Linked DNA regions of Mus musculus: region 1 is linked to region 2. The links are chromatin loops, found by intact Hi-C in ENCODE. Cell type or tissue: gastrocnemius. All regions are shown on one strand. Each heading gives the region's core, and the rest is flanking DNA. Links, peaks and the distances in the headings are about the cores only. Region 1 holds the start of Calu (calumenin). Region 2 holds the start of Hilpda (hypoxia inducible lipid droplet associated).

What was found. A loop is a pair of places that touch in the nucleus more often than their neighbours do. Peaks named below come from ENCODE experiments on the same cell type or tissue, not always from the same donor. Only the 100,000 strongest peaks of a DNase experiment are listed, where the experiment ranks them.
Region 1: it touches region 2 in a loop (2.9-fold over the local background); 2 of 42 quality-filtered maps call a loop at or near these places.

What each region holds. Positions count from the first base shown.
Region 1 is chr6:29,341,664-29,358,209 of GRCm38, reverse strand. It overlaps Calu (calumenin), which reads right to left and starts at 10,104. Exons shown (of 7, transcript NM_007594.4): 1 at 10,002-10,104; 2 at 1,513-1,739. The coding sequence starts at 1,733. In gastrocnemius, for the core only: a CTCF peak has its summit at 6,400 (motif pointing left); a DNase peak (open chromatin) is centred at 10,156; H3K4me3 peaks cover 3,291 bases; H3K27ac peaks cover 2,277 bases.
Region 2 is chr6:29,264,070-29,280,615 of GRCm38, reverse strand. It overlaps Hilpda (hypoxia inducible lipid droplet associated), which reads right to left and starts at 7,990. Exons shown (of 2, transcript NM_023516.5): 1 at 7,806-7,990; 2 at 5,167-5,966. The coding sequence starts at 5,910. The coding sequence ends at 5,716. Gm40358 (a long non-coding RNA gene) reads left to right here and starts at 15,657. Exons shown (of 3, transcript XR_868828.2): 1 at 15,657-15,799. It also overlaps a transcript of Fam71f2 not described here. In gastrocnemius, for the core only: no CTCF peak of the experiment used is centred there; DNase peaks (open chromatin) are centred at 7,121 and 8,031; H3K4me3 peaks cover 2,517 bases; H3K27ac peaks cover 2,510 bases.

The sequences.
Region 1 (16,546 bases), core at 5,675-13,674, 76 kb before region 2:
TCAAAAACAGAAAAGCAACCTAACAGAAAATTGGCCTTTCTGGTGTATGTTTCTGTTCAGTTCATTCTACAGAGCAAAATCTTTTTATTAACTACATCAGTGCTTAGAATAAAACAGTATACACTTTAGCTACACTTTCAGTAACACAAAGAATAAATTGATGTTTAAGTTTCCATCAAAGTAAACTCTAAAATAGTATCTTATAATTACAGCATTACACACAATGGCAAAGGGAAGCAGTGTAGCACCACTGCGACACAAATCTCTTGAAAACAGTGTAGAAAGCCAAACAATGATCTCATTTAGGAGAATATTTTCACAGAATTGACCTGCATTTTCTTAAAAATCAGAGTTTTGAAAGAGCCAAAAAAGACATGTTTAGAACTCTAGAAACAGTGAGGTAGGATTCTACTAAGTGTAGATTTAAGAAATAGAGAAAAAGTTATGTAAGAATGTGTTTGACCTGCAGGTGTTATCTGTGCACCACACATGTGCAGCACCCATGGGGCCAGAAGGGCACATGGACGGAACCCCTGGAACTCCATGGAGTTACACATGCAGTAGGAGTGCTGGGGACTGAGTCATCTCTCCAGCCCCTCTAGTGAGTCTTTAGGGTAAGAAGCTACTTAGGACCCCAAAACTTGACTGGGACAGGGTCACTGAAAACCACTCCTATTCTGAAAATCAGGCCTTGTTTGGTAAGTCATTTTTGTCTTTACTTGTTACTGCTTTGTTTTCTTAGGTACTGGGATCAAGTACAGGAAAGCGCTCCTCCATTAAGGAGTCCTCCCAACCTTAGCTCTGTTGTAGAAGACAGCATCGTCAAAAGGTTGGACACCCCTGTTCAAATGGTTGCCTTGACTTTTATTAAAGAACACCAACTTTACAGAAATCCAATTTTTAGTTTATTAGGCACTTAAGCATTACTTGGCCTGGGCTCAATGAATAAGTTACAGAAGGTTTTTCAAAATTAAAAGCAGCAGAACTAAGAACTGCCATATAATGTTCTGGAATTAAGATGATAAGCTTAAACTGGATATAGTACTACTGGTACTTTAGGGAAAATATATTATTATTTTAAAGTTATGTGTACATGTGTGTCTGTGTTGTCATTTGCACCTGAGTGCAGGTGTCCTTAGAGTCTAGAAAGCATCAGATAACCTAAAACTTGAATTACAGATGGATGGGTAACTCTTGACTTGAGCGCTAGATATTGAATCTGGGTCCTATGAAAGAGCAGTATGTGCCGCACTGGGTACTTTTATGAAGATAATTTTGCTTTGTAGAAGAATGAGGTGCAATTGTTATTCAGTGGAGAAGTATATGAAAGCAGGAATTTTATTAGATTTTAGTGGCAGCAATTCTGTTGTTAGTACTCAGAAGACAGAGCTCGGCACAGATTTATAAGTGACTGAACCAGAAAGGAAAAGAAAAAAAAAAAGAAAGGTTTTTAGTGTTTCTCAACCCTCTGGACCCCTGGACCCCTTCCCTGGTCAAGAACAGACATCTTACCCAAGCCTTTCCTTGCTCTCTTCTGGTGTCAGCTGATCAAAACTCTTTGCCTCTTCTGCACCCAAGAAGGCATCATGGTCATAGTCAAAATTCTGAGCATCATTGTGAACTTTATCGCTGAGCTGAGGCTCATGGTGTACTCGGTCCTTCTTTTCTGTAGGCTTGCTCAAAGCAAAGGCTGTGCACAGGGACAGGCACATAAGAAACTGACGCAGGTCCATGATAACCTACCATAAAGGAAAAGAACAGGTAGTTAACGAAGAACGCAGTATGCCTGATAACATGGAAGAAACCAAAATATGTCTCCCTTAAATTATTAACTTGATGTCTTTATATCTAAGTCTTTTATGTTACCCAAGTACATTATTTAATCCTTAAGGTAAGCACAGTAGGCCATCAGACCTCCAGTTACTGTAGAGGGACTATTTCCTTTACGACTCTGGGCTAATTACGAAGTTATAGTTCAAATACAACTTTAGTGTTTTTCTTCAAGGAACACTAAAATAATTGATCTTTTTATTCAAAATGCCAATAAAACTGAAAGGACAAGACGTAGGCCCTTTGCTTTTGTTCTTTTGTCAGTGATCTGGTCTTCAAACAGCTGAATATTAGAATATCACCTGGAAGAGTTAAGAGTCCCACCCCTCCAGAATCCAGGCTTTGGTGGCTTCCAAAGCTCCTCTGGTGACTCAGAACCACTGGAGCGGGAACCACTCACATTCACAGTGGCTGCCTTGCCCCATAGCACCAGGTCTCTCATATAGCCTAATCTTGTCACCAACCCATCTGGATGTCCATTCACAAGTAACAACAACATTATCTATCTGCATAGTTGCAGTTCCCAGACTTGCTCAGGCACAAAGACCCCAGGTACTATACAAAGTTCAGATTCCGAGCTATGTGTACATGTGTCTGTGTGTTGCCATGAACACAGACCTGCCCCCTCAACTCCCAACCCCCACCTTATTCTCAGATCATAGTCACAGGTGAATCTAATAAGCACAAGGCTGGAACACTACTGAAAAATGGGTAAATCCCAGAGACAATGTCAGTTTAAAAACTGACTGTTTTAACAGTTAAAAACCTGTTTCATGCCAGGCATGGTAGCAAATGCCTTTAACTTAGCATTTGGGAAGCAGAGGCAGGTGGACCTCTGTGAGTTCAGGCCAATCTGGTCTACAGAGTGAGTTCCAAGACAGCCAGGGCTGCAACACGGAGAAACCCTGTCTTGAAAACCAAAACAAAATAAAAATAACAAAAACCAATTCCATATACTTTATAAACAACTTATACTATTACTAGAGAGGCTAAAGTCTCAAGGAACAACAACAAAATCTTAACATTAAACAAAAGGAATAATTTTCCTGGGCTTTCATACCTTTTATTACATTTATTATACATCTAACACATGCATTGGTATTCTGCTTGCATGCATGTCTGTGTGTGGGTGTGGGGTCCCCTGGAACTAGAGTTAAAGACAGTGTGAGTTGTCATGTGGTTGCTGGGAATTGAACCCAGGACCTCTGGAAGAACAGTCAAGGCTTTTAACCATTGAGTCATCTCTCCAGCCCTGAGCTTTCATATTTTAATTAATCTTTTCATTGTGGAAATGCTGAATGTCTGCTACCATTCTATCAGGGAAAATAAGTTTTTTAGCAATTTCACAATACTTCTTATTCTTCCTCTATTATGCCTAATCCCTGGTATCTCTGAATGTGCCTTTATTTGGAAATATAGTCCTTGTAGATGTAATCAAGTTAAAATGAAGTCATACTCTTTAGTGTGGGTCCAAAGATGGTGTCCTACAAAACAGGAAATCTGGACACAGAATTAGAAGGCTGTGCTGTGACAGGCAGAGATTGAAGTGATACATACGTGAGCCAGGGACTGCCAAACACTGTTGACAACTACCAGACTTGAGAAGAGAAAGGGAAGACCTTTCAAAGAGAAGATGGCCCAACCAACATCTGTGCCGAACTTTTAGCCTTCTCAACTGCCGGAGGGTATAAATTTCAGTTTAAAAAATCAGTCAGTGACAGGTGAGATGGCTCAAGGGTAAAGTGCCTCTTTTTTTTTCTTTCTTTTTTAAAGATTCATTTATTATTATAAACAGGTACACCATAGCTCTCTTCAGATGCACCAGAAGAAGGCGTTAGATCTCATTATGGGTGGTTGTGAGCCACCATGTGGTTGCTGGGATTTGAACTTAGGACCTTCGGAAGAGCAGTCAGTGCTCTTACCCGCTGAGCCATCTTGGGTAAAGTGCCTCTTGTTTAAAGCCTGGAATCTGATCCCCAGAACCCACATTAAGGTGAAGAGAAAGAACTGACCCCACACAAAGCTGTCCTCTGACCTGCATAAGTACATACCCATATTACTCACACAAGTAGTAATTAAAACAAAACCAAATTACCACTTGGTTTGTTGCAATTTGTTACTACATCTGCAAGAAGTGAATAGTCAGGGACACTACATCTTCTGAAGGCTAAATCTATGGCTCTGCCCTAATCTTTTTTTTTAAGGTTTATTTATTTATTATATATAAATACACTGTAGCTGTCTTCAAACACATCAGAAGACGGCATCAGATCTCACTACAGATAGTTGTGAGCCACCAAGTAGTTGCTGGGAATTGAACTCAGGACCTCTGGAAGAGCAGTCAGTGCTCTTAACCGCGGAGCCATCTCTCCAGCCCACTCTGCCCAAATCTAAAGATTAAACCTCAGCAACAAATGGTTTTCCTTTCCTAGGGACATCACTATCGAAACTAACTAGTCTAAGCACTCACATGTATATGCAAATACTTATCCAATCAGAAAATTCTCTCAGCAAAGCATCTAATTGAGAAGCTGTTAATCAAATTGCACCCCCAAAACACCTCTCTCTGGATCTGCTTCAAAGTTTTGGGAAGTAGAACAAAGGAAGAGAACTGTGTTAGGGATGTGGAAACTAAATGTCAGTGTATTATAAGCCTCAATATGTCCATTTCCCCCATCCTCAAATAGTAGCTTAATGAATTTAAACCATTAATTTGGCTTTATAGAGCCCCCCCTGGATTACAAAAACTAAGAAGATGTTTAGCACAGCCAATGGTGACCGTGCTTATATAAAAGTCCTTAAAAATAAAAGAAGTGGCCAGGCCTGATGCACATGCTTTAAATCCTAGCACTGGGGAGGCAGAGAGAAGAGGATCTCTGAGAGTTTGAGGCTAGCATGGTCTATATAGTGAATTCCAAGATAGCCAGGGTTACCCAGTCTCAAAAACACAAACAACAACAAAAAACCAAAAACAAACCAAACAACAAAAACCCAAACCAAAAACAAACAAAACCCCCAAACTAAAAACCCCACACCAACCAACCAACCAACCATAAAAGAACAAGGAAAGACTGGAGAGTTAAGAGCACTTGCTGCTCTTCTAGAGGAGGAAGGTTTCTTCCTCGGTACCCACAGGGTGGCTACCTTGGTCTGTAACTCCAATCCCAAGCAATATGACAGACACTCTCTTCTGACTTTCCCAAACACTAACCAGTCTTTCCCCAGACAGCCTCATGACTTCAGGCTTATCTTCACCCACATTCTCTGTACTGCTGCCTGATTCTGTCTCCTCACCATCTGCAGCCGCTTTGAAATTTGGTTTTCTATCTTATCACTAAATAAAGCACCTAACCAGGACCAGCCAACTGGCAAAGCCAAGGGCCCTACCCAGTCTACTCGGCAATAGACAATAAGAAACTTGTATTCCGAATGTTTGTTTGTTTTGGCTTATCGGGCAAGGATGCCTGCTGGGTCAGCATGTGGGCCGGAGCTAAAATCTCTACTATCTCAAAAGCCCAGCACTGTGGGAAGTGAAGACAGGAGAATGGGTAAGGTTTCTGCAGGTTCAGTCAAAGAGCCTGCCTCAAAAGGAACAAGAAGGTGGAAAGGGCCAGAGTTACAAAAACAAAAAAAAACAGTTAAGTCATACCCTCTAGGCAAGCCTGGGCTTTGGCTAAGATTAAGTCCTGAAACAAACCGAAAAGGTCTAGCTAGTACGGTGACCACTTGCTAGGTGGACTAATAAACATTTAAAATGTGGTTAGTAGAAACTAAGATATGATTAGAAGTGTTACATTTCATATAGATGACTATATGCACCCTGTTTCAAAAATAAAGTCTCCTTGATCTCACCCATCCTTTCTGACAACTTAGATGTCTATAGTAAATTCATCCCTTCAGAAATATTAATTCTAAGAAATTCCACAATTACTCTGGTTGATCAAAGACCCATTGCTCAATGCTAGCAAGTGGGAGAAATGGGTGTGGTGGTAAAATTCCAGTTTTCTGAGTTAGGATACCCAGCAGAAAGGCACTTCTCCACCCTGGAGCAGAGGACTCTGTGCTTAAAAGTCTACTTTATTTAATGGAAACCAAGGGTAATAACTTGATAGTATTATCTTAACTATACTGAGACTTGGGATGTAAAATCTAGAAATAAAGGTGACCTTGTTACTGGCATTCTTCAAGTGCAGCCGTTAGTAGAAGAACCACTGATAGACTGTCACACACAAGTCAAATCATTCCACTCTCCATCTCTTAAAAGGCATGTTAATGACAAATCATTTCACACTTGTCTAGTGCAGTCAATTTACTCTAGTTTACCAATACATTCTAATCAATCAAGTGGAAGAAATACAAGAGGGCTGAGTATCATCAGTTCTACAACCAAAGCAATTAAGTACAAACTAAAAATCTCTAGCCATACAATCAACTTACTTATGGGGCTGGAGGGAAGGGTCAGTGTTTAAGTGAATTGACTGCTCTTCCAGAGGCTCTGGCTTCCATTCTCAGTACCCACAAGGTGGCTAACAACTATCTGGAAGTCCAGTTCCAGAAGAAATTATGCCCTCTTCTGTCCTCTTTAGGAACTGCAATATATGGTGCACAGACATATGCAGGCAAAATACCCATAAATATAAAATAAAAACAAATCTCAAACAATGACACCTCAAGAAAAAAAAAACTACAAGAAAAAGGTTCTAGAACTTGTGTGTGTAGGAAAGGTTCTCTGAGATGAAATTTTAGTATATGACTCACTGGCCAACTTAATCTATCAAAACATCAGGGATAAAAAAGCTGTGGTGTCTAGTATTGGATTCTACTGTATATTTATGTTTAATATGCATAAAAGAATGTGTAATTATTTTAGCCCAATCTTCCTTCAGTGTCAGAAGCCTAAATCATTTTAATATCTTAGGGGGAGAAAAGCAATCTAACAAGATCTTGGATGAAAAGACCTAGCTACCATGGTTGATAACGCCAGTTGGAAGAAGTTTGTACTGATTTTCTTCTCTTCTTTCTTTCTTTCTTCCTTCCTTCCTCCTTTTTTTTTCTTTTTCTTCGAGACAGGGCTTCTCTGTGTAGCCCTGGCTGTCCTGGAACTCACTTTATAGACCAGGCTGGCTTCAAACTCAGAAATCCACCTGCCTCTGCCCCCCCCCCCCCCCCAGTGCTGGGATTAAAGGCGTGTGCCACCACTGCCCAGCTGTACTGATTTTCTTGAAACTCATTTGTATTACTCCACAATAATGACCACAAGCTATGCTGTTTTATGTATGTGTGTGTGCATGTACATGCATGTGGGCATATGTGGGCTTAGGTCTGAGAACAACTCTCACCTTGCACCATTTACGTCCTGAATCTGAAATCCAGGCTGTCAAGCTTGGCAGCAAACACCCTCAGTGGCTAAGACATTTCCCTTTCCCGGGTTTGTGTGGGTGGAGTGGAGTGGAGGCAGAGGGTCTCACTGAGGCTCATACTGGCCCAGAACTCCATATGCTGCTTAGTGACCTCTGGCTTGAGGCAATTCTCCCAATTGGGCTTTCTAAAAGCTAGCATTCCAGGCACGAGCCACCACACCCACCAGATTCTGCAGTTCTGAAACAATTGCTACATAAGTTAAATAAATTATCTCCCTAGGGCTGGAGAGATGGCTCAGCAGTTAAAAGCACTGACTGCTGCTCTTCCAAAGGTCCTGAGTTCAATTCCCAGCAACCACATGGTGGCTCACAATCATCTGTAATGGGATCCAATGCCCTCTTCTGGTGTGTCTGAAGGCAGCTACAGTGTATTCATGTACATAAAATAAATAAAAATTTAAAAAAAAAGTCTCTCTATAGCTCCCAAGCTAAAGTCTTGTACTTTTTAGAAACCAACACATTTTATTGGATCAATTGGGGGATATGTGGCAGCAATTTGGCTTTGATGTGCTTTCCAACTTCCAATTCTATTACTGGATCTGGCCCAAAGCCAGGTATAGGCAAATATGTGATTTTAGGGGCTTGCAAGATGATTCAGCCAGTAAAGGCATTTGCCACCCAACTTAACAACTTGAGTTGGACCCAAGGATCTATATGGTGGAACGTGAGAATGAGCTTTCTTTCACGAGCCATCTCTCTGACTTCCACAAGCATGCCAAGGTAGGGTTTACCTGTCCCCATACATAAATATTATTCCATCTGTTTAATTCTAATGTGTTACAGCCTAACGGCATTTATATTTAAAGTTCATAGAAAAGCTGGGTGTGGTGGTGCATCCCTTTAATCTTCTCAGTATACAGGAGGTAGAGATGGGCTGATCTCCTGTGAGTTTGGGGCCAGTCTGCTCTATATAATGAGTTCCAGGTCAGCCAAGGATACCAGTGAGACTTTCTCACATGCAAAACAACATCAAAGCCACAGAGGAAAAAAACCAAGTTTATATAGAAAGAATCCAGGATCCTTTTTTTTTTTTTGGTTTTTCGAGACAGAGTTTCTCTGTGTAGCCCTGGCTGTGCTGGAACTCACTCTGTAGACCAGGCTGGCCTCGAACTCAGAGATTCGCCTGCTTCTGCCTCCCAAGTGCTGGGGATTAAAGGCGTGCACCACCACGCCCAGAGAGAATCCAGGATTATTATTATTATTATTTTTTTTTTTTTTTTTTTTTTTTTGGGTTTTTGAGACAGGGTTTCTCTGTATAGCCCTGGCTGTCCTGGAACTCACTCTGTAGACCAGGCTGGCCTCGAACTTAGAAAGAATCCAGGATCTTAATCAAGCATTTCCCATGACTATTCCTGGCTATTCCGGAAACATCCCTGGCACATCTATGTTACAAAAAAAAATTAAGCTAATACTAACATATTAGTCTCCTGTACTGAAGCAATGATATAACACATCAATTAACATATCACTATATGAATGGCGCCCAACCATGATTGAGAATGACATTGAGAAGAATACACACATACTTTATATTTTTTATGAGCTCATGATTCCTTTTGAATCTTCAAAATATCCTGTTGGAGACCCCTGAAACACTGCCAAACTCATAGTCGGACCAGACAGACATAGTAATAGTAATAGGTATCTTACACACAAGTAATAGGTTCTCTCTGGTCCCACATTTGGACAGAAGAACACAAGTTCTTTAGCAGTGACTATTGCTCGATACTTAAATCTAACTGAATGAGGTCAAATATATACTTCTCCTGGGTCAGCTTTCAGGTATAGCAAAGAATAATTATCAGCCACTCCAGGTCACTCTACCTTCATGTTAAATTAAACTGGAGCGCTATCATTCCCAACTTATTAATGCTGACTTGATGGTTCATGACAGGAAGTGAATGCAATTCTTAAAAAACCCTGTTCCAAGGCTTTGAACGCTTAGGAATTTCGATCAAAGAACCAAAAGTCTTAGCAGATCCACTGATCTTTCCCACTCATGCAAAAGGAACTTTACAAAATGCAAACCACTCTTAATTACAGCAACTATCGCGAATTAAAATTAAGCTCACTTCTGTATACAGCATATCAAAAATCAGAACACTTGGGAATGACAAGCAAAAAACCCGTGATTACTTAAAGGTAATTAACTCCCTAATTAACACGTGAAAACTATTTCCATTAATGACAATATCCAGCCAAACATAGAAAACTGCGACGTTCTTTTCTAATTAACAAGAAGTTTTAAAAATAATGACATTATGTTTTCAATCGTTTTGTTCTCCATGTTCCTACACCCTGTAAGACAGCTAACACTTTCTTTCTTGGCACTTGCAACTCAATTCTCGGGATGTGGCCTTGGGGCGGGGTGGCAGCTCCCAAGAGTCCGGCGAGGTGGCAGGGAGCGGATACTAAAACTCTCTACCCAATTCTCTCCGACCTTCAGGAAACAAACAAAAGTGACCCTCTAGTCCCAGGGACACTGAGTGGAGGAACCCGGGGAGGAGATCAAGGACGCGCGAAACCAGGCACAAAAACGGTGCCCAGGAGGGCGCAGGGCCCGGGAGCTACAACCCTTTCCGCAGAGCTGCGGGACAGCAAGTCGGGGACCGCACTCTGAGGGCCAGAGTGGAGCCTCGGGCCCATCCCGGTGCACTGAGACCGGAGTGAGGACACCCACTACGAATGGGGAACAGGGCCGACGGACAGAATAAGAGCGAACCAGGACCCACCCAGCACCACAGAACTTACCTTTCCCGGGAGCTCCACGCCGCAGGATACCGTGGCTGCGGCTCACCCAGGGAGTGAGCTCCCGCGCACAAGCACCGCCCAACCGGAAGTGGTTAATGGCCCCGCCCCCATCCGACTTGTCGGGGGTCTTCACACCAATCCCCGGCACGATCACTGCTGACGTATGGCTTCTTCGTACGGCCATTGGTCTCACAATCGCGTGGCCGGGATTGGCTGGAAATCGCCACGTCCCCGCGAGCGCGCCGAGTTGCGTGGACCGGATTCCCGCCCAGCTCGGGTTGCCCAGCCCGTGGGGACTCTGAGTCCCAGCTCCTTGCTCTTGGGTGTGTGGGCGCGGCTCGCTGACCTTGGCCCACTGACCGCAACGACCTCATTTACGGCAGGCAACCCTGATTCCCTAGGCTTCTAGTGTAATTCCGATGGCTTTCTTCCTGCCTCCAAGCCCCTGGGGCCGGAATAGTCCCGCTGTAACGTCACCACCCACTGCGAATGAGCCCAACTTCTGGCTCTAGAGTCAGATCTACTGAGCAGCTCTCCGCCCCGCCAACACGCACCTTTCAGCTTCGATTCTCACCCACCATGCTCTTTCGCATCTCTGCCTAAACCATCATGATCCCGGCCTCCCCTAACAGCCTTACAGCCTTACATTTTACACCCATGTGGTCTTTGTCCACAAAGCGGCTTCCTCTGCCTGAAGTATGTTTTCTCGATTTTTCAGCTACTGAAAGCCATCAGTCATGAAACAGGTTGTCATCCTGGAATGTCTTAGGGGAAGCTGTAGTCGTGAAGTTGCCAGTGCTCAGTTAAGGTGTTAGTTTTAGGAATCTTTCCTGGTCAGTAAACAGATAATACGCATGTGCTTTCCTGGCAGTTTGCATTTTCAGTACGCAGCCAGATATTGTTTAATAACGGTGCTTGTCCTTATGTCTTCGATTAGACCAAGTGCCAAAATAAGATCTGCCTGACTTACACATCAGGAGCTCCCAGCTTACAGCCCAGGTCCAAGGAAATTCTCAGCAATACTAAGTGAACTGAATAGAAGAAACTGAATGGAAGAAACCCGTTGCGTTGAAGGCCCCTGATTTAAAAGAAACATAGGAAATTAGCAATTTGTTTTTTTGTTTGTTTGTTTGGAGGGGCGGGGGACAGGAGAGTTTGAACCCAGACTCTGTGCAGGATTCTAGTTGTCCATTCTACCACTGAACTATATAACCTTAGTAAACCCATCACCTACTCAATGCCATGAAATTAAAACATGTATTCATTGAGAGCTACTTTATTTTCTTTCTTTTTTTTAAAGATTTATTTATTATTATATGTAAATACACTGTAGCTGTCTTCAGACACTCCAGAAGAGGGAGTCAGATCTTGTTATGGATGATTGTGAGCCACCATGTGGTTGCTGGGATTTGAACTCTGGACCTTCGGAAGAGCAGTCGGGTGCTCTTACCCACTGAGCCATCTCACCAGCCTGAGAGCTACTTTATTTTCAACATGTATGAAATGAATAGCAAAGCCTCTAGAATTTAAGTCCAGTCAAAACAAAGACTAAGTTCATGAAAGACAATAAAGCAAATCAGTTTGCCCTAAGACAAGGAAAGTGTGCAATTACTGTTTGGAACATCCAAACCACCAACTCAAAATACAACTCTCATCTCAAAGAAAGTTTATTATGGAGCCAAATGTGAGTGACCATGACTAGGAACCCAGATTTCATGTACCAATGTAGTAACAGTTTGATGAAGTTTTTATAGTAATAGAACAAAGAAAATTACTTTTCAATTACGTTGATGGAAACATCAGAGAATGGGTTATAGCAAAGTGAAAAAAAACCTTCCGTATAACCCTCAGATAAATTATCTGATGATGCGCTTAGCTCTTGAGTTGTGAAAGCTAGTGGTCTGCTAAGCCATACATTCCAAAGGAAATTAGTGTTTTGTTTCTACAGTCCACATGACTTGCCTAATAAAGCTGTTAGGTCAGTTACAGAGAAGTAAAAGGTTCTTAAATAAATCGATATTAAGAAGGTTAAATATGTTCCAAAATAATTTGGCTATGTACTAGCAATGTTCTGACTTCACCACATCACTGAGGGTCTAATCAGCCAGTAAGACTTGAGGAAGGTTCAGTTTGAAAGTGCAGCTGCTTTCTTTGCACCCTCATCCACTGTTTCCCTGTTGACCAAGCACTGTATTTTGTGCATGGTGCAGGGACACATAGTACTTACTGAATATTATTAATGCTCCATGTTGCTAGGAAACACTTCCTAGCATCTGGTGTAGATGAGGCTGAGTAGTAGGCAGAGGGCAATCTTCAAGAGAGGGAAATAGCCTGTTAAAGCTGTTAAGACGACAACTTCTGGATCATATCATTAAAATCTACTGGCCATTATAGTCCAGATCTATTTTTAAGTCCTCTGTATTTGTCGCAATGTGACATATATTAAGAGTAACACACACACACACACACACACACACACACACACACACACACTAATCAAGAACATTGTCTGGCCCAGTGGCATAAAAGTAGCTAGTGAAGGAAATGGGCATTTAAACAAGCAAAAATTAAAAACAAAAAACCAACCAACTCTAGATTGACTGTATATTTATCCCTGTGTTTACAGTTACTTGTATTCTGTGAACCATATTATTTATAATTGGAGTTTTAAAACAAATCTATTATATTTTTAATTGTTTGTTTTGGTTCTGGCCAGCTTGATTTCATAACCATAATTTCGATTATATATAGTGGCTAACTCTAACTCTAGGAAAGACTGATCATCAACATTTAATTTATCATAGCTCTTATCTGGCTATTGGCCAGATCTGTTGTATTATATTGGTATTAAACCAGATTTAGTCGGGGAACGTAAATAGAAAGCCACATCGTAAAATAAATTAGATAACAATATAATATTCCTATAAATTTTCTCTTAATAAGATTATATGTTTTATGTACAAAATATTAACAACAGTGATAGATGTAGCACAATAGTAAAATGAAGGCCCTGGGTTCAATGTTAAGCCTACTCCCATTCCCCCAAAAGAAGTCAGAATATTAAGATCTTTGTAGGCATAACTAAATCTTACTTTTTATTTTAATGGCAGAAATGGAAATGAGACTCTATAAGTAGTCGCTGTAGTTTTGTCTATTTCCTTTTTATTAGAAAAATATAAATATCATTTAATTTAAAAAGCCCAGCTTATTGTAATGTAGCATACTTTAGACACTCATTTAATGAAGAGACTTCAGCACTTAAGGCATAAACTTAAAGGATGTTGTAGTTATTAGAGGTGTATGTCTTCTGTATAAATGAATGGAAAGAGTTAACCACATCTTCAATTGCCTCTAGCTAAAGTAAATGGAGGTAAAGTTACTTTGTTCAACGTCTAAGCATATTATAGCCTTTTACAGAGTTTAATTGGTTGGACTCAGTTAATTTTCTGCAAGAAGAAATGCTCTTAACCACCAAGCCAGCTCTCCAGCCCACACTTGATTTTTTTTTAAACATGAAAACTAGTTTTGAGTAAGGTGGGGATTCAAATAAACAAATACAAAAAGATTAATAATGATTTTGTAAGTTCACTAAAACCAAAATTAACACTATTTATTATTTAGTTGTATACCAAGCAAAATATTAAGTATCATAGACAATTTCTGAAAATACCTAATTATAAAGGGATTTAAGAAACAAAAAGAGAAAAGTTACTTAAGATAGATACTCAATTGTCAATGGACTTGAAGAGGAGGGTTATCCAGCGGTTCTGAAGTCCATACAGACATGTTCTCAGATGAAGTTTAACATGTTTCATCTTAGAAATGTGACCAAAAATTCATGCCTTCTGGTCTAGCTGTTGAGGTTGTAGATATGCCTGGGTACATGTTTCCTCCACCCGTCAGAATGTAGTCTTTGCTATGATTTTTTTTTCTTTCTTTCAGTTGATGAATCATCTTGTTTCCTTATTCTCTGAGGAAGACTCTGTAACTAATTTTGAATTTTTGGTTACCATGGTTAAAGGTTATTTATTTTAAAAAAAGTATATGCTTTTTGTACTGGCTAGTTTTGTGTCAACTTGACACAGCTAGAGCTATCACAGAGAAAGGAGCTTCAGTTGAGGAAATGCCTCTATGAGATCCAGCTGTAAGGCAATTTCTCAATTAGTGATCAAGGTGGAAAGGCCCCTTGTGGGTGGGACCATCTCTGGGCTGGTAGTCTTGGTTCTATTAGAGGGCAGGCTGAGCAAGCCAGGGGGAGCAAGCCAGTAAAGAACATCCCTCCATGGCTTCTGCATCAGCTCCTGCTTCCTGACCTGCTTGAGTTCCAGTCCTGACATCCTTTGGTGATTAACAGCAATGTGGAAAATGTAAGCTGAATAAACCCTTTCCTCCCCAACTTGCTTCTTGGTCATGATGTTTGTGCAGGAATAGAAACCCTAACTAAGACATTTTTCTTTAATAGAGATGGTTCAAATACTTTTTACTTATTTTTAATAGAGTGTCAAGTACTTTAAACACTTTTCATTAGTCCTTTGAGAGTTCTGTATGTTTTAATCATGTTTAACCTCCACCTTTAACTCTTCCCGAACCTCCTCCTTCCCTGCCCACTGGAATTTGAGTTCTTTTAGATCCTCTTAAGACCCATTTGTGCTGCCTAAATATCTTGAATGTGCAGTCTTCACTGGCTCATGGTCAACTTATCAGGGGCTATGCTCTTAGAGAAAACTGTCTCCATATTGGGAATTGGCCTGGATTGGGTCTGCACAGGTTGTATGCCTGTTATTGCAACCTCTGTGAGCTCATAAATGCAGCTTCCCTGGTGTGTTCAGAAGACCCTGTTTCCCTGTATTTGCCCACTGCCTGTAGCTCTCACACTCTTTCCACTCTGTTCTGAAATGATTCCTGAACTACGGAAGAGGGTGAAGGATACACACACACACACACACACACACACATTCTCTTTAGGGCTCAGAATTCATCAATCTCTTATTCTTAGCCCCCTGGCCAGCTGTGGGTCTCTATTATCAGCATCTATTGCAAATAGAAGCCTGTCCGACAAGTGTTAAAAGATGCACTGATTTCTAAGGGTATTCCAAATGAAACACACATATCTGAAAATCCAAGGCTGACATCCACAGTTAGAAAAAGACACATGACATTGTCTTGATCTTTAAGACTCCTTTGGTATAAATCATAAAGTTGCTTGTATGTATATTTTTAGGGATTACCACTTGGCAATGGATTATTATTTTGGTAGTTAATTCCTGGGGAAGACTAATCCTCCCTCTAAAGGCAATTGTCATTTGCTGGCAGTCTTCATCTAAGGATGGAGCCCCATGTTGGCATGTAAACTGGTGTCACTGTTTAGGTCTTACCTAGACAGCCATTTTGTTGAAACCAAGTACTTATTTTATAAGAAATATTTTCTAAAATGGGTAAATCTTAGGAGAAAGTCAAAACTTTAATTTTTGATAGTTTTCTGGTGCTCTTTTTAATCTAATAAACCAGGTTTTATAAATAAATTTAAATATTTGTTCATTAAAATTACTTCTTTTTTAAAAAAGATTTATTATTTATGTTATGTATATGAGTAGCTGTACAGATGGTTGTGAGCCATCATGTGGTTGTTGGGAATTGAATTTAGGACTTCTGCTAGCTCCAGTCAGCTCTGCTCCCTCAGGCCCAAAGATTTATTTATTATTATAAATAAATTCACTGTAGCTGTCTTCAGACCCACCAGAAGAGGGCGTCAGATCTCATTACGGGTGGTTGCGAGCTATCATGTGGTTGCTGGGATTTGAACTCAGGACCTTCGGAAGAGCAGTCAGTGCCCTTACCCACTGAGCCACCTTGTCAGCCATCTCACCTTAAAATGACTTCTATGTTTATGATATAGTTTAGTAGGAATGCCCCAAGTAACTGTTAAGGTGATGGCTATCTAAGTATCAAAGGCTTTGTCCAGTAGGAAAGCTAAACACATAAAAGTAAGATCTAATCATTTAGTAAAACAATAAAAACACAGTCCTTGCTTTTTGAAGGCATTTTAAAAAAACATTAGTATGATTACATCAATACTTAAGGAAACCTTGCTGTTGCAAACAGAGTCCAGCATTAATTTATCTCAGGTCATTGAATTTTGACCTTAAATTTTTAATAAACTTTATATTATACTCAACGTAGTTATAGTCATCTCCACTTTAAGTTTTATTTTCACAATATTTCTACAATATAATTCAACCTTCTAAAATTATTCTCCTTCATTTCCATTTTTGGGCAATCTTTATCAGATCATACAAAGTTCACTCTCAACCAAAGCATTTTTAAAACCCATTGGCTCAAAAGTGTATCATCTCTTACCTATAACTGTTATACCTCCTTCTCTCACTGTGAAAGAACGATGAAATTTCAAGACCTGTCAGTCATATAAAATACTCAGAAATTGCTGGTTGTTTGTGAGCCTAGAGTCTGCCTGGGGCTGAGAAAAAAGAAAAACAAACCTGGGTATGCCCCGTAGTTAAAACATTCCTGGGAACAGCTTAACCTTA
Region 2 (16,546 bases), core at 3,953-11,952:
CTTTTTGGAGAGAAACTTCAAAGTATTTATAGTTTTCTTCTTTTTATCATATAGTTGAGTATGTTGTCCTGGATGCCCCAGAAACTCAGAGGGCCCCATACTTCTGCCTCCCAAGTGGATGGATTAAAGACTCGTGCCACCACCTGGTCAATAAACACATTTGAAAAGGGACACATCAATTTAAGAAACTGTAAAATATTTTGACTGGGTGTGTTAGGAATTCTACCACAGAACCAGATCTTACTGTTAATTTACTTCTATTTTTGTTTGTTGGAGACAGGGTCTTCCTGTGTAGCCCTGGCTGTCCTGGAATTCACACTGTAGACCAGGCTGGCTTTGAACTCACAGAGATCCTCCACCCTCTACTGAGTGCTGGGATTTAAAAAACTGTGTGTGCTGTTGGAGCTCGTGGGTGTCAGAAGACAATCTGAGGGTTCTCTCCTTCCTCCTTTAGGGGGTTGAACACAGGTCTGTCTAGCTCTAAAGCGGATGCCTTAACCCTCAGAGTCAAGTCGCCAGCCCCTTTGTGGAGATTTCTGAAATCGGTGGCACCTTCATTGCAATGAAACTCCCTCACCCACTTTCAGACATATTTTTTCTTTTCCTGCCTTCTTTTCTTTTTTTTTTTCTGTGTGATAAGTGAGTATATCTGCACGTGTGATTTTTGTTTGTTTGTTTGTTTGTTTGTTTGTTTTAAGATTCATTTCTTTATTTTATGTATGTGATCACACTGTCACTCACTTCAGACACACCAGAAGAGGGCATTGGATCCCATTACAGATGGTTGTTGAGAAATGAACTCAGGACCTCTGAAAGAACAGCCAGTGCCCTTAACTGCTGAGCCATCTGTGTGTTCTTGCAAGGGGTGTAGCCGTGTGCGTGCTATGAGTGGAGGTCAGAGGACAGGCCTCAGGTGTCGGGCATTACCTTTTCATCTTGAAACAAGGCCTCTTTGCGCTGTGTACCCCGAGTTAGTTGGGCCAGCGGCAAGCTTCCTTCAGTTCTCCTGGGCCTGTGATCTCAGAAGCACTGGCTGCTGCGATGGGCTTTTTCTATGTGTTTTGGGATCGGCATTTAGGTTGTCATAATTGCCAGGTAAAGTGCCTTTACCCACTGAACCACTTCCCAGTTCCCAGAGCGTATTTGAACCGTCTAGTCATAGGCTCGTCTCATGCTATTTTCAATATTGAAGTTTTATAGAATTCTAAAACCTGTTCCCATTAGTTTGAAAATACTTTTCTTTCTTCTTTCTTTTCTCCCCCTCCCTCCCTCCCTCCCTCCCTCCCTCCCTCCCTCCCTCCCTCCCTCCCTCCCTCCCTTCCTTCTTTCCTTCCTTCCTGTCTTTTTCAGGACAGGATAGTTGAATATGACCTAACACTCCTTTCTCTTCAGCATCCACTAGATGGCAATAGAGTTCAGGCCTCCAGTTAACAGGCTTAAACCTTGGTAGCTGGAGGTTTTTAGATACACTGTGCCTTAGTTCTCTTTGCTTTTCTCTCTTAGCGCTTATCTTATCTGCTTTCCTAACTTAGCAAGTCCCCATGTCTCTGCATTTTAGACCGTTCCAGTGCATGCTTGTAACTCAAGAGGCAGAGGCAAGGGAGTCACAAATGCAAGGCCTACATGAGCTACATAGCTGGGGCTGCATTGTTAAATGGTCCTCTGGCAGCCTCACGTGGCAAGGTCAAGCCCATACAAGGACATACACACAGATGCACCACTTATCACACGCGGGAAAGTACAGGGCGGAAATCAAAGCTTTTCATTAACACCCAACTCCAATACAGTCCCACACAGATCAATTTTAGTTACCAAAGCAGGGTGTTGGGGGAGGTTGCTATAGGTTGGGAAACAGTCCTTACATATTCCAGTCTAGAATAGGCATGTTACATCAGGACTGATTGAGCAGAATCATCTTCCATAGCCCCGTCCAGCCACAGGGAGTCAGCAGTGAGCTTCTAGTGAGTCCCAGGGCAAGAGATTGAGGCAAGATTGCTGTGAGTTTAAGGCCATTCTGGGCTACCCAGTGAGACTCTGTCGCAAAACAAACAAATGAAGGAATACTAAAAGAATACTGCTGACTACCACTAGTAGTAGATAACTTCCTGGTAGATAACTATTCAACTCACACCTCACACCTCTCCTGTAGGTAGGACACCCTTACTATATCTTCCCTCAAAGGGAAAAAAATGTTAAATGACATTTACTTACAATATCAGGTTCAAACTTAAGTTCTGGGCAAGGCACAAGTTTCTCTACCAGTGTGGCCAAGCTCTACAAAAACAAAAACAAAAAAAAAGAGTATAAGCCACATTCCCACACATCTAACACATGGTAATGGGAGACCAGGTTAATAGCAGTCTGGGAGATAAGGAGAAATGGGGGGGTGCAGGGGGATGGACGGACAAGTGCACAGCAGCCTGATGATTGTGGGGTACCAATCAGCAGAAATAGGTGGGGATGCACTGTTTAGGCACCTGCTTCTTTTTAGGGACCCGGGCAATGATTCTAAGCCATTGAGATTTTTACTGATCTTGCTACATTATAACCTAGTGTGCCCTTGATGGATAGAAATATCGGAACTAGCTGGGCATGGTGGTACATACTTGTAACCCCACTAATAAGGAGACTAAGGCAGGACTGCCAAGAATTCAAAGGAAGTGCAGACTATAGCAAGACCCTCTCACAACCAACATTGGCTTACACAGAAGGCAGGTGTGTGCCACTGTTTGCTTTCCAGTTATACTTTTTCTTATACACTTATTTATTTACATTTATTTTGGGGGAGACACATTTGTGAAGGTCAGGGAACAACTTGCAAGAGATGGTGTTCATCTTCAATGCTGTGGGTCCTCGAATCAAACTGAGGCCATTAGGCTTGGCAGCAAGAGGTTTTATCCACTGAGCCATCTTGCCAGTTCTCCAATTACGTTAAGTTTTTCATCTACATTTACTCTGTGTGTATCCTGGTGGTGGTGTGTGTGAAGGGTTGGGGATGCCAGTATGTCACAGTGCACCTGTAGACTTCAAGGACAAGCCTATGGGAATATTCTCTCTTTCCACCATGTAGGTTTTGGAGATCAAACTGAGGTCATCTGACTTGTTGATCAGTGCCTTAGCGGCTAAGTCTAATCCCCCAAATACATGACTGACAGTACTACGCTAATGAAATCAACCTTCTGTAACCTCAGCAAAGTCAAGGCTAGTTTGCCAGTCCTCAGAAGCAAGGTGTGACAACATAACTTTAACCCCAATAACTGAATCACAAATTTGAGGCCAGCCTAGGCTGCATAGCAAGACCCAATAAATAAATAATTTCTTATCCCCAAAGGGGCTAATAATGAACCATGTATCTAGAATGTGGAGGTTGGCAATATACTGACTACCACCCAGCAATAGTCAAAACCAATCCCTAAGCCAGAGCTATCAGTCAGCTGCATTAAGAACGCCAAGGAAGCAGAGCTGTTGAGCAGAGGGCGCGACGCTGTGTTCCATTCTTTTTGTTTGGCAAAAGTATATCAAATTCATAAACACAGAGATGAGAGCGAAACCTAAGGCAGAGTGAATACTTTCATAGCAGGGCAGGGATCAGAGAGGTGGATTGTGGGAAGGAAGCCTCTTTGCCCATTGTAATGACCCACACCTTTAATCCCAGCATTTGAGGCAGATGGGACTCTGAGGTCAGTCTGGGTCACTTGTCAGCTACTCATTATCAGTTCTAGGGCTATGTAGTGAGACTGCTTCAAAACTGAACAGCCCTTCTTCCACTGCTGAGTGGAAGCTCAGTGCTGGGCAAGGGCAGAAATGAGCACCCGGCATGTAGCTATAACCCCAGATCCATTAGGCTAGGGTGGAAGGATCCTAGGTTTCAAGGCCAATCTAGATTGCTTCGGGAGCTCTCACAGGCAAATGACATGCACCGTGCAGACATTCAGTAGCTGACTTAAACTGACAACAATCAAACAGCCACTTAGCTGGCTAAGCCATTGAGGAGAACAAGATGGCTAGGCCTGCAAGAATGCTCATTTAGACTGAGGCAGGGCGGGGAGAGGGCAGATTTCCTTTACAGAGTCCGACCAGTCACAAGAGCAAACAGTTCTGGGAGTGGGGAGGGGATTATGCCACAACTCTGTCTCATATAAAGTGGCATATAATCTGCAAAGGACCCAACTGTATGTTAACACATACTTATCTCCAGATTACTTATAATAATACCTAATGCAATGTAAATACTAAAGTTGTTCTGTTTTGTTTAGGAAGAAATGACAAGAAAAGGTGTCTTATCATGGACAAAAGAATAGTGGACATAATTTACAAAAAAAAATATATTTTCAGCGCTGAAAATAGTTTCCTTGGTAGAGTGTTTTCCTGGTACATATAATGCCCTAAGTTCAATCTTGAGCCCTTACAATCAAGATCTGAACCTACAGCTGGCTGAATCCATAGGGGCAACCATGGAGGGCCAAGGTTGAGTCTTGCCTAGGCTCAGATAACTGGCTGTTAGGGCAGGGTTGAAAGGCCCAGCCCGCAAGTTTACATTTAAACAAAACTTTTTGAGTTCAGTCTTGCTATGCAGCCCTAGCTGTCCTTGGAATTTCTGGCAATCCATATTCAGTTTCTAAACAAGGCCTTGGACACTTTCTTGCTCCTAAATTTGAAAATACTAAGTTTAGACAGAAGCTTACAGTCTTAGCACTTAGAAGGTAGAGGCAGGTGAATCCGGGGGACAAGGCCAGCCTTAGCTACCATAGACTATCTCAAGAGTAAAAACAGGGGGCTGGAGAGATGGCTCAGCAGTTAAAAGCACTGACTGTTCTTCCGGAAGTCCTGAGTTCAAATCCCAGCAACCACGCGGTGGCTCACAACCATCTGTAACAAGATCTGACGCCCTCTTCTGGAGTAAATAAATAAATAAATAAATGTATGTATGTAAAAATGGCCAAATGTAGTGGTGCACACTTTTGATCCCAGCACTAGAGAAGCAAAAGAGGCACCAGGTGTCTCTATGAGGCCAGCTTGGTCTACATAGTGACTACCAGGACAACCAGGGCTGCACAGTGAGATCCTGCCTCAAAAATAAAAATAGAGATAAAGCTTACTTATTATAGATTTAGGATTTAAACTTCCCCTTACTAATTTCAAGGGCAGGCATGTCAACAGGACAAACAGTGGAAACATATATATTCACATTTATTGCATTAGAAAAATTCATGTTTAAGCCACACAGTGGCTGGAACTCCCATACCCTAAGCAGGCCTGATCATCCCATAGCCCTTTAGACATTATATACAAACACATGTGCATTACACTGGAGAAAGAACTTAAATGTACAACTTGACCTGGACACTGGATAGTCCACCCTCTGTCTTCACAGTCAAACCACAACCCCTTTGATGCCATCCAAACAACTCTCAGGGAAGAGACTCAATGGTAAACCAACAGAAGATACTTAGGTCCAAAAGAGTCCTTTAGGACAGAGGTCTGAAACAAACGAAACCAAAATCCATTCTCCCAACAGCTGGAACTGGTACACCTCCATCCCAGAGCCACAGACAGCCCACTCACAGCTCTAGGGGAAATAGGCTCTTTTCCAGGGTAAGGGAACAGCCCTTCCAGGCCTAGTAAGAGTCCTTTGGAGACACTTGATGCTGCCTCCCGAGAAATGGAACGTGTGGTTGGACATGCTGAAGCTGTGATGCCTGCAGGGAGGGAGGTTCACTGCACTCCTCGGGATGGATGGTCTGGCAGGCCCTTAGGAGGCTGTGTGTTGGCTAGCTGACCCCTCGTGATCCAGGAGCTCCCGGGCAGTGGGCTCTCCAGTAAGCCTCCCAGAGACTCCATCACTCTAACAAAGATGGAAAGCAGGGTCAACATGATGCCCAGCACATAGAGGTTCAGCATGAACTTCATGGCGACGGTGCCCAGCTCCTTTGCAGGGAAGTAGAGCTGCTTTCTGCTGCTAGATCCTGTGAAGAAAGAAAGAAAGAGTCTGAGTTACTCTCAACCCTTGTTTTCTCAGGAGCAAGAGGAGGCCCTGCCGGCCAGGGAGACAGGGACAATGGCAAGTCCCCTCCCGGCATCACCTCCAAGCATGTGTGGTTGGAGAACAAATACACATGTTGTTGGGATAATTTCAAGAACACTGTTTACAACTGTATATCTTTACCTCTCCCTGCTATGTAGCCCAGGCTAGCCTCAAACTTAAGCAATCCTCTTAAGCGCTGGGCTTACAAGCACATTCCACACACCCAATTACTTTTACCCCTCTTTAAGACCACTCCCACCAAGCACAACGCACAAACCCAGTTACAGTGCCAGGACTTAACTTTACATCAGGGACGGATGGAAGTAGAAAGAAAATTGGGCGGGAGAGATGGTTCCATGGTTAGCACTGGCTGCTCTTACAGAGGACCAGCCGACACACGGCAGTTCACAACCATCTGTAACTCCAGTCCCAGGGAATCTGAAGTCCTTTTTTTGGCCTCTACACACACCCATGATGCACAGCAAACAGGATACAAAACATGAAGGCAAAATGCCTCCATGAATGTATATGTGTGTGTATTTCATGTATATATATAAAATACAAGAAAATGATAGGTGTGGCTGGTGGTGCATACTTGAGTTACACAGTGAGTTAAAACTATCATGGGCAACTTAGTGAGACCCTGACTCAAAAAGTAAAATGTGGAGCAGGGCAATGGTGGTGCACGCCTTTAATCCCAGCACTTGGGAGGCAGAGGCAGGAGGATTTCTGAGTTAGAGGCTAGTCTGGTCTACAGAGTGCGTTCCAGGACAGCCAGGGCTACATAGAGAAACCCTGCCTCGAAAAAAAAAAAAAAGTGAGCTGAAATATAACTCAGTGGTATATAGAGTGCTTGCCCACCCTAGCATAGTGCCCCAAGAATAAGAAATAGGGATATGTCCTAGAGCAAACAACCTGTCTAAGTTTCTCCTGTATCATACATCCAAGTTGATTACAAACTTTTTTGCCTCCAGAGACATGGTTTCTTTGTGTAGCTCAGGCTGTCCTAGAACTAGCTCTGTACGGCTGGCCTCGAACTCACGGAGATCCTCCATGCTTCTACCTCTTAAGGGCTGCGATTAAAGGTGTCCGCGGGCCTCCGCGGGCCGCCACCGCCGCGCCGCCACCACCACCTCCAGGGGATTTATAAACTTCTTGAATATAATATCGTCAATATAAACGATAAGGGTGACAAAAGCCTGTAATCCCAGCTATGAAGGAGGCTGAGGCAGAAGGAATGCATGTTTAAGGTTTGCCCGAGCTATAGAGAATGCAAAGCTAATTTGGAAGATTTAGTGAAGCCTTGTCTCAAAAGTAAACATAAGGGGCTGGTAGGTAATGCACCCCAGTGAGTGGTATAAGCTGTATCTAGCACATACAAGATTCTAGGTTCAATTCGGAGTACCACAAAACAAAAAGTAGCAAACAGAAAATAGCAAAGAGTCAAATCTAGTTAATTTATCCAAACATCTTTGAATGCTTTTAAATAGCTCAGGCACTCTGAAAGGTACTCTGGGCCACATGGTCGTCCTACAGACAAGAACTCAGCCTTCAAAGGGGCAGTTACTACACAACACTCTAAAGCGGTGACAGGAAGGGAAGGCTAAGGTACTTTGGTGAAACCTGGTGGGCAAACAAAGGTGGCCCATGGAGTTCATAGATTGGGCGACGCAGAGAGAGCCGGTGGAGGCAAAGCCCTGACTCGAACGCAAGTAGCCCGACCGATGGGACAAGGGATCCATGTCTCGGCCTCCGGCCTGGGGGGTCCTGGGCCAGTTACCTCAGAAGGAAAAGTTGAGAGACGGCTGCTCACAGTCACACCAGGTCGTGCAGGAGTAAGGAAGAAGGTCGGCTGAGTCGCAACGTGGAAGCTCCACGCAGGCACTGCTCTGGATAGAAATAAGCCCCAAAGACAAACGGACCTCCCAAAGCCCCGCCCCTTCTGGGCGAGGCTCCTCGGAGACTGCGCACGCGTACCGAACCTGCACGAGCTCGCCCTGGGGCACGTCCGCTGGCCATCCAGCCCTGCGTCAGCAGCGTCGCCGCAGAGTTCTCGGGGAGTCACGGAAAGCACGCGGCTCGCGGTTGATTCACTGCAGTCCAGAGTGAACAGCATGAGGTTCAGCCTCACCGGCCGCCTTCTAGAAGATCAGGAGCCAAAAGGCGCCTTTACCCCCTCCCCCATTGCTGGATGCAGTACTTGAAGTGACGCCCGGGCAGTGTGGGAAGGCCCCGCAGGAGTTCCTTCCTTCCGCCCTCCTTTTCTTTTCTTTTTTTTTTTTTTTTAAAGATTTATTTATTATTATATGTAAGTACACTGTAGCTGTCTTCAGACACACCAGAAGAGGGAGTCAGATCTTGTTACGGATGGTTGTGAGCCACCATGTGGTTGCTGGGATTTGAACTCTGGACCTTCGGAAGAGCAGTCGGGTGCTCTTACCCACTGAGCCATCTCACCAGCCCTTCTTTTCTTTTCTTCTCTTCTCTTCTCTTCTCTTCTCTTCTCTTCTCTTCTCTTCTCTTCTCTTCTCTTCTCTTCTCTTCTCTTCTCTTCTCTTCTCTTCTCTTCTCTTCTCTTCTCTTCTCCTCTCCTCTCCTCTCCTCTCCTCTCCTCTCCTCTCCTCTTCCTTTTCTCCTCTCCTCTCCTCTCCTCTCCTCTCTTCTCTTCCTTTTCTCCTCTCCTCTCCTCTCCTCTCCTCTCCTCTCCTCTCCTCTCCTCTCCTCTCCTCTCCTCTCCTCTCCTCTCCTCTCCTCTCCTCTCTTCTCTTCCTTTTCTCCTCTTCTCTTCTCTTCTCTCTCTCTCTCTCTCTCTCTCTCTCTCTCTCTCTCTCTCTCTCTCTCTCTCTCTCTCTCTCTCTCTCCCCCTCCCTCCCTCCCTCCCTCCCTCCCTTCCTTCCTTTGTTTTTTGAGTCAGGTTCTTGTAGTGTACCTGCGACTGTTCTCGAGCCCTCCCGAATGAAAGTAAAATATTTGTCCTGGCTTTGGTCTCGGCTTTTTACGGCGTTTGGACGGATCGCCTTGCCTTCAGTGGCTCCGGTACCCCGGGAGGGCATTGGATTTTAGATTATTTTTTTTTCTTTAAAAATAAGCTATTTTCTTTTAAAGTTGCCTTTTGCTTGAACTAGAGAGGGAGGAGGTCATGGTCTAGATTTCATACCTGGAAACTGACCTGCCTTACCAGTCACCTGCCGGCTCCAACCAACGCAAAGGAGAGGTGCTGACCCAAAGGGGGAATCTCAGAAAAGATTCCTGGGACAAGCCCTCAAGTGGGGAAAGCCCTCAAGAATTAGGGGCAGGTCTAAGTGAACACGATAGTTACTACAAGGAGGGGGGGGGTTGGTGTGCGTTCTCATGACTTCCAGGATGAGTCAATGAACCCTTGGGAGAGCCAATTCGATGTGTGGGAGAAGCCCTCGCCTCTAAACTAAACGGAATTAAAGGGAGGAAGCAAACTTCCGCTGTGACCTTTCCCCTACTTTTCAGGACATCGCATCTGTCACAGAGGGTGGGGGATGTACCTAGAAGAAGAGAGACGTGCTGGCAAGCACAGGAGGTGGAAATCAGTGTTCTGAGCAACTCATATCAGTTCAGTTTATGATTATACTGAAAAGTGTAAATACAGACACTGGGTAAAGTGTCTGTGCCCCCTTTACCCAGAATTCCACTTCTGGGAGTCATCCCTCAGGTAAACTCCCTCCTGTGGAGTAAGGACTCCAGCACTGTTCACAGTGGCAGAGGACTGAGAAAGCCCATCAGTATAGCCCATCAGTATAGCCAGCCCACCAGCTATATAAATCATGAGTGCATTCGTACAAGATTGCCATAAGCCAGGAAAAGAAAAGGCAGTCTGTACATATTTAACACAGTCTTCATGTTATTAAGAGAAGGTAAGTATAGGGGCTGGAATACGGACCGCTTATTTGGTCCAACACTATACCCATAATCCCAGTGCATGGGAGGTGGATGAGGGAGGACTACTCTAAATCAAGGCCACCTTCGAGTACCTAGCAAGTTGGGGGCCAGCCTGGGCTACAAGCAACACTGTCTTAAAATGGGAAGCAGGCAGATCTCTGAGTTCAAGGCCAGCATGGTCTACAGAATGATTTTCAGAATAGCAGTGCTACACTCAGACACCCTGTCTTGAAAAATGTAAAATAAAGGAGACAAAGATGACTTGTATATGCTGTAACATGGATGAGACTTTAAAAATGTTATGCTAATTAAAATAAACCAGAGCTGGAGAGGTGGCTCAGCAGTTAAGAGCAACTCAGGTTCAGTTCCCAGCACTCATGTGACAGCTCACAACTAGTAGTGGTGTTCACAGGTGGACAAACATACACATGTAAGTGAAACATTCACACAAAATAACAAAACAGACACAAACATTCCATTTAGGTGACTTGTCAGAATAGGTAAATCAAAACAAACAAAACTTAGAGACAACATAGATTAATGGTCACCACACAACAAGGTAGAAGGTTTTTTACATTTTTCACCCCTTTGGTTTCTGATACAAGATCTTGTTATATAAAATATGCATTAGGCTAGCCTGAAACTTTTGCCTCTGGCTAGAGTGTTGGGATTGAAGGCATGGATCACCATACCCATATACGGTTTCTTTTTCTGGTAGGTGAGACAATGTCCTGAAATTAGTAGTGATAGTTGCACAGTCTGTGAATGCACTCGAAACCACTGAATTGCATGCTTCATTTAAAAGCTGAACCTTGGACTGGGGATCTGGCCTTGTTGGTGAGTGTCTGCCTAACATGCTAAAGGTTCAGTCCCCAGCCTTGCACAAATCAGGTGTGATGGCACACACCTGTAATTCCAACACTGGGGACATGGAGGATGAACATTTCAGGGTCGTTTTTCTGATATATATATATATATATTTGGAGAATTTATAGGACCTTTTTTAGCTTATCTTCCCCAACCCTTCACGTGCACACACACACACACCAGAAACTGTGAAATTTGCTCCATGTATTATATTAGAATAAAGTCAGATTATTAACTTTTGCGTCAGAATCTTGCTGGCCAGTTCTTTATCTCTTCCTCAGTCTGCCAAGATGCTGTGATTACAGGCCTAGGCGATTGGCTCCTGACAAGAACATTATTTGTTTTGAAAAGAATAAGATGAGGACATCGTCAGATAACAGAAACAGAACCCATGGGCCTTTACAAAAGAAACCTCTGTTGTGTTTAAGAAAAAAAAAAAAAAAAAAACTGAGGTCAAAAGGAAATGAGCTGCCAAAAGAGAGTGGTTAAATATTTAGAAAACACATAGGTCCATCCAAATTATAGCAAGTCAAAACTATTTTTAATAATAATGATTAGTGTGGGAAAGTAAAGATACGATGAGCTAAGAAAAGCCTGGTAAACATTTAAGAAGGGAACAGGAAACTGGGTGTGGTGTTGAATATTTACAGTTCTAAGTGCTGGAGAGGCAAGGCCGGAGGACCAGTCCCATGTCAGCTTCAACTGTATGAGTTCAAAGCCAGCCTAGGCTTCTGGGGCCAGCCTAGGCTACTGGGGCCTTCTGTCTTTGTTAATCTTGATTACCAACTTGATGGAATTTAGAAACCCCATGGAAACAACACCTGGGTAAGTCTGTAAGGGAGTTCCTGGATTAGGCTAATTGTAGTAAAGGTCCCGGACTGAATGAAGAAAGCTGAAGGCCGGTGTCAATGCTGTGGATGCAGTGTTACCGACTGCCTTGTGCGCCTGCTGCCAATCTTTGCCATCCTGCTGTGATGGACTGGTACCCCCAAATTCTACCCCAAAATAAGCTTCCAAGTCGCCTTTGTCAGGATACCTTATTATAGTAATAGGAAAGTAACTACCACACTCTATTTCACAATGGTTTTGTCAGACGACTTTATTACAGTAAGAGAAAAGTATCCTACCACACACTATTTCACAGTAGGGGTGGAAGCCTTAGGGAACAAAGATGAAAGGGGAGCCAGTCTTTTTATTTGGAAGGGAAGTAGATATTTGCTTTAGACTTTTTTATATCTTCAAATGAAAGTACTAGTCAGGCTTAGTGGTATTTAATCCCAACACTCATGAGACAGAGGCAGGTGGATCTCCCTGAGTTTGAGGTCAATCTGGACAACCAAAACTACATAAAACCCCTCTCTCTAGAAAAAAAAAAAATGAATGAAAGAAGAGAAAAAAAAGAAAAAGAATAAAATCCTTAGGGTGGATAGATCTCATTCTTGCTCCCTATCTTGGAATTTTCAGTTTTCAAACCATTAAGTAGAGCAGAGCAAGGTTTCAGCTCTTCAGAAGTAGCTGGAGCAACCTGAGGGGCTGAGGCAGGGTATTACTGAAGCTGAGTGTGAAGCTAGATGGGTCACATCCTAACTAACACCAAGGAGACGGAGGTAGCATGGAGAATCTGGGGCCAACTCCAGCTACATATCCAGAACTAGCATGGGCAGGGATCAGGGGTGGAAGGAAAGAAGGAAGAAAATAAAAGAGGGGAAAAAAATCAACACTAAACAAAAAACAATTCCCCCAGCAGTTTCTGCCCTGGACAGGAGGCTGCGTGACCCAGAATGAAAAAGGTCTTCTGTCCACTGCAGGCTCTTCCATGTCAGGCATGTTCACTAAATGCTGGATGAGTGAGGCAAGGAATGATAGGGTCACATTCTGACCCTACCTGAAAGTACCCTACCTAAACAGCCCCTCTGTTTCAGTACCAGATTTGCCCCCCACCCAAATCCCCACTTGGCTTCACTGTCTCCCTAGTGCCCAACACCACCAACTCCATTTCTTGTTGACTACTTTCTCCTACTAGATTGTAGCTTTGTGAGAATGACGATTGTTCTGAAAATTGCTACATACCTGAACCCAGAACAATGCCTGGCACACAGGAGTTGCTTTTGTATTTGCTGAACCATATAAGTGAATTCGTTTTGTTATTTTTTATTTTTTTAAGGCAGAGTCTCACTCTAGAGCCCAGCCAGCCTGAAACTCACTATATAGCAAGCTTAGTTTTGAACTCCTCCATCTTTCAGCCCCCTGAGTGCTGGCGTTATAGGTGTGAACCAGTACACCAAGCTCTATCAGTATTTGTTATACATTTTATTCTGAGTCACATGATGATAATTTATCTTCCAAATTTCCCCACTGGTATCTGTTGTAGTTATAATCCACACCAATTTACTAATATTGTGAAAATTCACTGCCTGAGCTCTTTGTTTTTTTTTTACCCCCTTGATGTCCTGGGGATTGGACCACGGCCTTGCACATGCTAGGCAAACAATCTACCTCTGAAATCTGCCTGCGTGCCTGCCTTAAGTCTTGACCCAGTTTTTTTTTTTATCCCATCTCATGTGTTGTTTTTCCTGTACTTCATGAAATAGTGAGATGCTAGGGGAGGGAGAGGAAAGGCCGTGGCAAGGTGCGGAGAGCAGGGGAAAGGGCATCTAGAGGAAGCACGAGAGATGCACAGAGGCCACCCAATGTAAACAATGACTTCACCAGCCTATCTGGGTCAGTAGCCTCAATCCAGAATCTGGCTCTTTTGCAACTCAACCCAGAGCTGAGGTAAGTCACTCCTCCAGTTCTTAGTTTCTTCATAAGAACAGCTTATGTGGAGCCAGGAGCCCCATCACCAGCAGCAACACAGGCCCCTGTTCCCCAGATCTATTGGAGAATATTGGTGAATAGTGCAGTGTGGGAGAGAAACCAAGGTTCAAAATGACACCAGGATCTGGTGGACTCTCTCAGCAGGTAAAGTGCTCTCACCAAGCCTGTGGCCTGTATCAGTCTTTGGGACATACATGATGGAAGGAGAGGACTGATCCCCTCAAGTTGCCTCTGACCCTCACATGCACACTGTGCCACATATGTGACCACACACATAGTCATGTATGCACACATAATAAAAATGTACTTTAAATAAACCTCACCAGTCATCCCAGGGCACAAGAGGCCAAGCCAGAATAGAAGACTCATGAGTTTGAGGTCAATTTGGGCTATAAAGATATTGTTGGGGTAAACTGAGAATGAAAAAGAAAGGTCCTGTGTGTGTGTGTGTGTGTACACGCGCTTATGCACTTGTAAGCACAAATTTGCACAGGTGCCAGGAATTGGCATTGTGAATTTGTTTTGTGAATCTCACTGTGTGCCCTGGCTGGGCTGGAACTCATTACGTATCCATGTTGACCCCAAACTCTCAGACATCTGTCTGTCTCTGCCTCTTGAGTACTGAGATTAAAGGTATGAGCTACCACACCTGGCAAATGTGAGGTGTCTTTTTTTCAATTGCTCTCCAATACATTTATTTTATGCACATGGATGTTCGTCATGCACCATATGAGTGCCTGATGACCTCAGAGGCCAGAAGACGGCATTACATCCCCTAGCACTAGAATTGCACATAGTGGGACTTCAGATCAAACCTGTCCTCTGGAAGAGCAGCCAGTGTCTTAGCTGCTGAACCATCTCACCAGGGCAGAACTTACAACTTTTCAAAGACAGTCTCATATAGCTCAGGTTAGCCTCAAATTCAACAGGCATCTGAGGCTGGCTTTTGAACTCCTGATCTTCCTGCCTCCATCTCCTAAGTACTGGGAGTACAGGTGTGGATCATCAAGCTAGACTGACTTCAAAAACTACAGAACAATAAAATTAAAGTTTACTAATTAGTCAGTGCTCTACAATATCTTACTTGTCTATTAGACAGTTGAATTCAAAGTTGGGCATGGTAGTGTACACTGTAATCCCAGCATTTAGCAATCAGAGGCAAGACTGCTGTGAATTCAAATTCAAGATGGCCTGGTAGACCCTGTGTGGTGGGAAAAAAATGAAACAAAGAAGAAAAGAAAGCAAGCAACCTAACACAGTAACAACTTCCTCCAACCTTCTCTTCCCATCAAGTCAGAGGTTTATCCCAAGCTGACTTCAAGGTGTCTATGTAGCTGAGGCTGTCCTTGAACTCAAGATTCTCCTGCTTCCACCCCCGAATGCCAGAATCACAGGCATTAGCCACTGTGCCCAGTCTTTTTATTTGTTTGTTTTTGAAATCGGGTCTTCCTCTGTAGCCCATGTTGGGCTGGAGTTGTGCAGCCCAGGTCGGCTTTGAACTGTTTCAGCTCTGAGTTCTGAGAGTGCAGGTACGCCCACCATACCCAGCTGTGCTGAGGTCCGGAAAGTGAGAATGGGTGGATTTGGCAAGGTTATAGTTTCCTGAGTTTCCAGTGCTCTATTTTGAATGGCACTGTCACCTCTAGGGATCCATAGGAGGTTGGTTTCAAGACATTGCAGCTGCAGGTTCTCAAGTCCTGTCCATAAAATGCCATGGGTTTTGCATGTGGCTTTTGCACGTTCTTTTGAATACCTTAATTTAGATTAGTTATATGCCTACCCTCTGCATAGATTACACCTGTATCATATAATGCAATGAGAATGCTAGGTAACAATAGTAGCTACACTGTATTGCTTTTAGGAGATAATATTGGGGGGTTGGGAGAAAACCCATACATGTTCAGTATAGAACTTTGTAAGTATTTTCAATCCAAGGTTGCTTGAATCAAGGCTACAAAAGAGTGACGGTATTATTAAAAAGGAGGTAAAGGATGTTTGAAAGCAACAGCTTGGTGAAAAGCTTAGGAGAGATTCAGGAGGACTCCAATCTCTTCATCTCAGTGGAGGCTCCTGCACAGTCCCGCTGTGTAGGTAACGAAGAACCTATGCGGATGGAAGAGAGCCCACTGTGAGCTGCCTCCACACACACCCACTCTGCAGCTGCGGAAGAATGACCAGGTAGACCTTTCATACTCTTCTTGCCCCGAGTCACTGAAGTGAGAACCTGGGTGGAGCTTCCCTCCTACCTGTCATCTTGCCTTGGAAGCCACAGTCAGCTCTGAGCATGGGGGAGCCTGGGCTGACTGTGGACCAGGTCTGGGTGAACTACAAAAAGGCTTGTTGAGTGAGAGTGACTGTGGAAGTTCTGAGGAAAGCAGGCACCTTAGAGCACGGAAGTGAAAGACGTGGGTAGAAGTATTGGGGTGCAGTGGGGATTTCCTGTTTTTGGGGTCTACTTTCATTCATAATTACTACATCATGTCCTCTTTACACACACACACACACACACACACACACACACACACGCTGCATTGACTCACACTTGAACTTAGCTACACTCTGTCTTTTCCTAACTGCTTGGCAACTCTGTCCTAGCCAGATGCCCAGACATTTCTCCTGCCAGCTGCCTAACCCTGTGACTCTGTTCCAAGTTGGCTAGTGGAGGATGGAGGCTTGTCCTGCTGCCTCCTAACCCAGCCAAGGACAGAAGCTGGGGGAGGCAGAAAGAGGAAAGAGGGGCCAAAGAGAGGACTAAGCCAAACGCTTGCCCCCACAAGCTTGATGAACTGAGTTCAATCCCCACAACTGGAAGGATAGAGCTCTAAAGTTGTCCTCCGAACTCCACATGCACACTATAGCATGCCCCCACCCGCATCATACACAACAATATATATTATTAAAAGACGGGTTGGAGATTTAGCTCAG